Linked DNA regions of Homo sapiens: region 2 is linked to region 1. A link is a loop called in an ENCODE intact Hi-C map of the cell type or tissue named here. Cell type or tissue: ascending aorta. All regions are shown on one strand. Each heading gives the region's core, and the rest is flanking DNA. Links, peaks and the distances in the headings are about the cores only. Region 1 overlaps ATRNL1 (attractin like 1). Region 2 overlaps ATRNL1 (attractin like 1).

Region 1 (4,413 bases), core at 333-4,332:
ATGATACTATAATGATAAATACATGTCATTACACATTTGCCCAAACCCACAGAAGGTAAAACTCAAAGAGTGAACTCTAGTGTAAACAATGGACTTTGGATGATTATGATGTGTCAATGTAGCTTCATCAAGTGTAACAACTGTGTCACTCTGGTGGGGATGCTGATAATGATGAAGGCTGTGCATGCAGAGGCAGGAGGTATATAGGAAATCTCAGTACCTACCTCTAAATTTTGCTGTGAACCTAAAACTGCTCTAAAAAAATAAAGTCTTTAATTTTTTAAAAACGTAGTTGTTCCTTAATTGCTGATATGGAATTATCTAGCAAGGTAAGAACACTGCATCTATAAAGCAGAGAACACAAATACTAGTACCTGTATACAATACCTCAAAGAAACACAAAAATCCCGAAAACAGTGATTGCCTCTAGGAAGGCAAGTAGGTGGCTAGAAAATTGAGATAGAAGAATGGCTTAGTTTTCATTTTCACCGTATCATCTTCTGTTTCTTTCAAACTTTTAACGTGAATGTTATGTAATAGGCATTTAGTATCTACTAAAACAATTCAATATTTCTTCTAAAAGTGTTTCCATGCTATAGAAGTTTTAAACATACATACATTTTTAAATACAAAAATACATATAAATACATACATACATATGTATATGTCTGTATATATACATTAATGGATATGTGTGTATACAAACACACACAGATATCTTTCTAAATACATATAACAGACACACACACATTTTCTTATTGATTGTGCTTAGAAGTCTTCTCCAGTCCCCCACTGTCTACAGAATTCAGAATCTTTGTGCCCATCCCCGACTCCCCTTCCTTGCCTCTCATCATTTTCCTTAGGCTCCATGTCACAACTAGGCCAACCAGATCATGTTCCCTCTTGAATGGAATGCCCTCTGTTCACTAGGGAAATTTATCTTTTTTCTTTTTCAAGATCCTGCTCAAATACTGCCCTCTCATTGAAATAATTACCCCACTTCTCCTGAGCATAATTAGTTTCTATTTTCTTTTTGTTCACAGAGAATACGTACATTTCTCTATGTATGTACTGTCACATGGTCAAGTATCTGTGTCTCTCCCTTAGTAGATTATGTGAGTCTCAGGAGCAAGGCCTGTGTTATATTCATGTTTCCAATTCCAGATTTAACATAGATCTTGGTCTAAAAGAGTTGTTCAATAAATATTTTTGAATGATGGATAAATGAATGAATAAATAAATACATTAATTCATGGATGAATCTTAACCTTTGATACAAACTGCATAGAGTAAAATATATACGCAAAACAAAAAAACTCACTGATAAGAATCTGAGTATATTTATTGCATGATAACTTTTACAACTTAGATAAATTATTTAAACCTTCCCAATCCATCTGAAATTTTATCAAATATTATACAAATGCCATAAAAAGTGCTGATCACATTTTAATATACCTTTATATTTTACCTATTAGTGTTTCTAAATAATTTTTATTTAACTTAAGAAAGAACATTTCAAAAATTTAAACAAAAATGAATAAAGATATTTCAACAGTTAGAAAAATTGTATGCTTTCATTTTCTAAGCCACTGAAGAAATTCAAAAGTAAAGTTATTAAAGAATAATTATGTTGATGATTAACTGGTTACATTTAAAACTTTTATGTCATTAGAATCTGTCAATATAAATTATTGATAGTAACTTTCTCAAGTATGGAGTAATTTGTATTCTTATAATTTATATAATGTTATATACTATTTATGGGAGGTTAGTTTTAGGTGGGATGTAAATGTACCCTTTCTCCCCAAATCATGTTACAATCTAGATAAATTACATGGCAGATTTCAGTTCTCTAAGTTAATCCTTAAGAAAATAATTCATAAGTACTGATTATTTTTTAAATACTGAGTTCTATATTACTGTGTTGTTTCTTCTCACATTAAATGACTGGTTCCATCAATGAATTCTTAATTTTGAACTTTTCATTATTTTCTAGGATGTACTAGATTTTCTGCATTAAATTAATCTGACCCTTCTATATACTTTTAGCCATCATGGATGAGGTCATCCAAATCCTAGCAAATCTGCCAAAAGACCAGGCAGGCTTTCTGAAGAAGTCATCAGTGCAGTCTGAGCCAGGAGGAATAAAACTTTCAGGCTTACTGACATATCTATTAATAGTTTTTGAAACAGAAGAAAGAAGGAAACTTAGTGTTTTGAATTCCTTTTTCCAAGCAGCAAAGAGCCTTCTGCTGGGGCTGGGGCATGCCAGCTACTTCTCATATTCCCCAGAGTTCATGTGTGAGGTGTCATACATGGAGCAAGTGCTCAGAGAAGCTTTGGTGAATAATGAATTCTGACAATGGCCAATTTCTTTTTTACATAATTTGGAGATGTTTATTGTGATCTTAGATACTTAAAAGACAATAAGTTGACAGAGAAAGAGAAAAGAGCCCTTGTGGGTAAGCTTCCTTAAAATCTCCATCTTCTTAAGGGAGGAAAGTAATGGTTATTGTTGAGCCCCGACTTTGTTTTGGGTAGTATCCTAGGTGTTTTACCTATTTTAGCTCATTTAATTCTCACCACAATCCTGAATTAGTCATTATTGTGCCTGATTTTATTTAAGGAAACAAAGTTCAAAGAACTGAATTAACCTACCCAAGTCAAAATCTTATAAGAGAAAAAGCTAGGATTTTTATCCAGCTGCTGTGACTCCAAAGTTTATTCTAACACACCACTCACAAAACAAAACAAAACCCAACACCAACACCACCAGCAACAGCAAATGTGCTGTTATTTTGTCCTTCCTTTTCATTGTAAGTCATCTCAATTCTTTTTTGGAAGTAGGTGAGCCCACAGTAATAAATGCTGTCAACAAGGGCATCACTCTTCAATCCTGTTTTCTCAAATGGAGAATTTAATTGCAGCGATATTTAACTGGGGGGGAAGTTATTTATGATTTTTGTGTCTCCACCATACACATATCTGGATCAGCAGGTGGTCCAATGAGGTCTTAGAGCACTGGAATGTGTGTTGTAACTTTTTCCTTACCTCGCCCAATGTCTATGTGTCTCCTCCACCTCTCAAATTATTCCACAAGGAGATGACAAAGGGTGCCCACAAAGAGGCAAACTTACAAAGTGTAATTATTGGCTTCTTTAATATGTGTTTTAACAGTATTTGAGGCCAATTCCAAGCACTTCACATAATGCATTATTATAATAGAACAAAAGTTTTCTAATAAAACTAGCCTTTTGCTATTATTTTCAGCTTTCTTTTGATTACATGATTTGATTTTTTTAAAAAAGAGCTCCAACAGTGCAGTCTTTGAAACGCTACCTCAAATAGGTCAGAGTCTTACTTCCCTAGTTGTGTTGTGCAGCATGAAAGGCTGCCTATGTTTTCTCATGACTTTACTCCTTAGGAGACCTCCCATGGATCATTTCTCTTAGTAAAAAAGAATCTATTGACTGCGCCTATCCTAAAGCTAACAAACTGGGCTTTCCATGGGGAAATAACAGCAAATTGAGTGCAGCTATTGACCAGCCTTCTGTAGTTAAAAATACAACAAACTATACCTTGTCTGATTACTTTTAAATTACTGGTCATTTTCATGCTCTGCTGGTATTACTTACTACTTGATAACCTTTCAAACAAGTAGAACAAAAATATTGGACACTATCTTCTATCTGTTTCTGTCATCTGAAATCCAGTATATACATAGGAATGTATTTTTTATTCATAGCTAATAAGAATAATATTGTTTTTTATATACGTGTGTGTGTATTGTTTCAGAAGAAAGATGTTTACAATTCAATGGCTTAATTATACCAACAATAACCCAACATTTATATTTATCTTTCAATCAGGGTAATAGGATAATAGGAAATAATGTGCTCTACTAAGTCATATAATTAAACTGTAAATTGTTTTATTCAATTTTTAAAAGTCTTCTAGACTTACCATTTAGGAATGTTTAAAATTAGTTATAAATTATTTTTATTTAAAATTCAGTACCAATGAATACGTAAAAATATATTTTTCATTCATCTGCTGTCTTTTTGAAGGAGGAAAATGTCATGTCATCACAATAAAATTTATAGAATATTACATGTACTAGAGCAAAAAATAAAACTAAACTTCTTCCCTACTAACATTTAATCAGTATTTGTAAAACCAAAAACAAAACCATTAAAACCAAAACCACAAATATATTTAGTAAGAGTTTAGTCTTTTTTTTTGGAAAGGGGAGTAATGAACAGTGTTTTGTAGAAAGTATTAATTAAAATCATATGTAATGAGCCACATGGAAAAATATATATTATATATAGTTCTTTGTTTTGACTAAAATTCACATTTTTATTTCTGTAAATTTTATCAGATCAATGTAAAGTGTTCACAATTAGAAAG
Region 2 (4,413 bases), core at 79-4,078, 360 kb after region 1:
TCATGTATTGGGAACCATTCTGACCATCTAGAGTTAAATAAAGCCATTTAACTTTTATGCCTTATGTGAATGTAATAATCAAGTTGGAAATCATGGACTATACTAGTCTCCCAAACAATAGCTTTAAATGAGAACAGCTTTGATTTAAAAAAAAAAAAAAAAAGCTGGGAGGTTTTTGCAAGTTTTAAGAGATGAATGGGGATTAAAGAACAAATTAAACCTAAATACCACCACACTGTTCACTAACCTACTCCAGCAGTCACACTTAATGAACAGGACCCTTAAGGTTATTTAAATGAAAGTACAGTAATTAAGGATGTCAAGCTAGATGCTAAGGGAATACTAATTACTCATGGAAGAATATGCTAACTCTAGCAAGCAACCTTAAAATCTCAGCAGTTCTATACAATAAGTTTGATTCCAGCTTGAAGACACTGTCCAGTGTGGAATGGATTTGGAGAAAAGGTCTTGGTCCATGCAGTCTTCCAGGATCTGGGCTATTCCTAGCCTCTGCAATCTTTCAGATCCTCATCTTCCTCTCCATTGAACTGCTGAATGAGGAAACAGAGGGTGTATGGCACATGAGGTTTTTAAGAGCCAGGCCTAGAAGTGGTGGGTGTTACTTCTGTCTACCGGACAGAGCCCAATAACATGACTTCCAACCTAACTGCAATGGAGGCTGCGAAATACAGCTGAGTTGTGTTCAGAATGTTTTCAAAATTGGCGATTAAATGACATTCAATCTAGTATAGTTTTGAGGGACAAGGTGTTGGTATAGAAAGACTGATGGGAGAACTAACATTTAACTTTGAAAGTACATTCCTAAAATCCAAGAGCTTTAAATTCATTAAGTCATACTCCAAAAGAACTCAAACATTTACCTGACATAGGAAGTTATATGCTCAAGTTAGACTTGTTACCAAAACATATTCCTCAAGGGTAGAAATCGGACAAAACCATATATGGTTTCATACTGGCCAACCTTAACATGAGTAACATGCGTTCTGAACTGATATTTTCAGATGTATGCTTTTGGTACTGTCTCATAGCCTCTCAGTGAATAAATGTTTACAGAATAAAGCAAGCATAAGAGTTCCTCAAGTATCTTATATATTAGACATCAAGGCTGCTTAACTCATTATCACAAAGAAACCATTAGTCTTATCTGCAGTTGCAAATACAGCAACAAAACAACCTAGAAAAATCTTAACAATATTTAGTGTTGGAGGCTGGGTGCACTGGCTCATGCCTGTAATCCCAGGACTTTGGTAGGCCAAGGTGGACGGATCACTTGAGGTCAGGAGTTTGAGACCAGCTTGGCCAACATGAAACCCCATCTCTCATAAAAATACAAAAATTAGCCGGGTGCGGTGGCGAGTGCCTGTAGTCCAGCTACTCAGGAGGCTGAGGCATGAGAATCGCTTGAACCCAGAGAGTGGAGGTTGCAGTGAGCCAAGATTGTGCCATTGCACTCCAGTCTGGGGGACAGAGCTAGACTTTGTCTCAAAACAAACAAAAAAAAAGTTAGTGTCAGTATTTGAAGACCATAGTCACTAGTTACTTATCCAATTGTGTTTATAAAGGTGATAACCTATGTGCAGGCAGGCTGTACAGAAAATTATTCTTCCTCTGTAGTCTCTATTATAACAATGTAGATTAAGTCACATAGAGAAAAGATGTACTTTTCCCCATATAGCAGACTAAAAAAAAAAAAAAAAAAAGATGAGAGTAATTAGGAAAAATAAAGATCCAAGATACATTATTTTTAAAAATCTAAAGTCCCTAGTATGTGCCAGAATCTGTTCTAGAAAAGAAGGCACAACTTTGATCTTCCTAAAACGGAAAGGAATTCATTGGCATCATCATTAAGGCAATTTCACAAAACAAACAAACAAAAGAGACTTGATAAAACAAGATAGAGAAAAATGGGTAATAATCTTAGATATTACTGGCCTAAAGGTAAGCCAAGGAGGAAAAAAAATGTTCAGGAAGATCCTCCTACGGCAACATTTCTCAAAATGTATCAAGAATTTTTATTTCACAATTTACTATTAGTAAAGTAGAATTTTGGCTCCCATCCCAGGAGTTTAGTCACCATATCCCAGGAGATTCTTCTGTGCCCTAATTCTGAGAACCAGGGTCTTAAGCCTGAAGTAAGTAGCTATGAAGAAGTTGTAAGATCAGTAAATGGGAAAGGTATAAGGAACAGAAAAGGGGAGCCAGTTATAAGTTAATTAGCACAATTAAGATCCTGATTAGTAATATTGCCATATATCTTAGGAAATGGTATTTTTAATTCCAAATGCCTTTGAGAAGTTTATCTTCAATTTACTGTGAACAGAGAGTAAAACAATTTTGAATCAACTCATCAATTTTGACTAATCTACCAACAAAATATCTAAGAGTGCCATTTATATGTACTTTTCACCAGAAATCAATAAAATGATCTGAGCTCTTATATTAAACAGTGAAACAATAAACTTTTTTTGGCTAGATAAGGGAAAACACTAATTTTTAAGGCACATGGTTGTGAGTGGGGATAAATTTGTGAGTAACAATTCATTATTTCCATAATTATGGAGTTCCACTGGAATTTACTGAATGGAATGAAAGAGAAACCAGGGGTGCAGACATCCTACAAAAATACAAAGTAATTCCACAAAATAAAAAAGGGATCAAAATCTCATATAATTTTAGAATAACATGGCAGATGTTTAAGTAGGTGAAAAATGTGCTCATAAATATTTCAGCCTGGAATCTAACTCCATTTTACATATAAACACAAAGTAGTTTTGCATATTTATAACACATATTGAATTTTCTACAACTGCAACTATCATGTAAATTGAAAATATACCTTTTATAATATTATTCAGAATTTGACCAAGAGATATTCATTTAAGAAAATCTCATCACCAATAGCTATCCTGCTCACACACATCTGTGAGTATACAATGTGTCTGGAGAATATTTGAGATACCTCTTAAGAGATAAAAACAAAAACATATTAAATTGGTGCCAAATTATGAGTACTACTGAATTTCATAATATAGGAACTAAAATTATCATATTATTCCTGTCCTATGCATTTGTTAAAATTTCATAGTGCTATAATATAAAATGTATGCGGTAGAAACTACATGGTAAAATTACTGTGGGGGAGATTGCAATTGTTTTTAAACAGGGGACTCTGATAATGTTCCAGAGGTCTACAACATGACTTGACTGGCTCTTATATTACTATTTCCTTTTCAAATATGTCCCGTTTCCTAAGACATGATATAGTCTCTACAGTCTTTTTACATACCAGAAACAGAATGTATACATTGACATGTGGTAGGATTTCAAGAAAGAAAATATATTTTCTGTTAGATTTTATCACAATTCTGTCCACATTTTAAGCTAGGGAATTATTTTGGCACTACACTTATAAATAGGATCCAGCTCATATTTGAGAATATCATAATCCCTCATTTTCTCCATTTCAGCAGCCTGCTATTTGTCTTGACATGAGATCTCTGATTTGCCATCTTGACTGGGTCCAGAATGAATGGAATTAGTTTCAAGGGTTTCTTTCTCTTGGCCCTTCTCTACCTTACTGGCTCTTTCTCCACAGGTCAGGAAGCCAATATGAGACATCTGCTGGCTGCTACATACATCCATTTTAATTATGAACTAAGGAACAGGGAAAATGACTACAGAGTGAGTTTGTAGATCTACTGTACTCAATGAAACATATTTGGACTTAGATTTTATTTATTTCCTGGTCTCTGTAAGTGCCCATTCTAATAAGAGGCTGTGACTATTCATCCTCTTATGCCAGTAGCACTCCCCAATTATTAGAATAATTAATTATGAAAACCTATGAAGTTCTAGGGGGTGCTATTCCATCTCCACCAAGAACCATTAACCTAATAAATCAATGTTTATCTTTTTCCAACCAAAATACATTTAGTTAGTACACTTACTGCATATAAGACATAACAATGTCTTTGTTAAATTCTGTTGGAAATTAAATATTTTATGGTAACCTTAAATGTAAATGGGTTAAATGCCCCCAATTAAAAGACATAGAAAGGCAAACCGAATAAAGATCCAAGACCCGTTGGTATGCTGTCTTCAAGAAACCCATTTCACATGCAATGACACACATAGCCTCAAAACTAAGGAATGGAGAAAAATCTACCTACCAAATGAAAAAGAGAAAAAAGCAGGAGTTGTAATCCTAGTTTCTGACAAAACAGACTTTAAATTCACAAAAATCAAAAAGGCAAAGAACAGCATTACATAATGGTAAAGGGTTCAATTCAGTAAGAAAATCTAACTATCTTAAATATATATGCACCTATACAGGAGAATCCAGATTCATAAAGCAAGTTCTCAGAGATCTTCAAAGAGACTTAAGCTCCTATA

Evidence for each region. Peaks named below come from ENCODE experiments on the same cell type or tissue, not always from the same donor. Only the 100,000 strongest peaks of a DNase experiment are listed, where the experiment ranks them.
Region 2: a loop joins it to region 1, with 5 times the contacts of the local background. A loop is called at or near these places in 1 of 110 quality-filtered maps.

Annotation. Positions count from the first base shown.
Region 1 is chr10:115,760,005-115,764,417 of GRCh38, reverse strand. The region is part of intron 27 of ATRNL1 (attractin like 1); the gene reads right to left. Among named protein-coding and RNA genes, the nearest start is that of SNORD158, 430 kb to the left of the region's middle. In ascending aorta, for the core only: no CTCF peak of the experiment used is centred there; a DNase peak (open chromatin) is centred at 2,207; H3K27ac peaks cover 1,436 bases.
Region 2 is chr10:115,400,566-115,404,978 of GRCh38, reverse strand. The region is part of intron 20 of ATRNL1 (attractin like 1); the gene reads right to left. Among named protein-coding and RNA genes, the nearest start is that of ATRNL1, 310 kb to the right of the region's middle. In ascending aorta, for the core only: no CTCF peak of the experiment used is centred there; no DNase peak of the experiment used is centred there.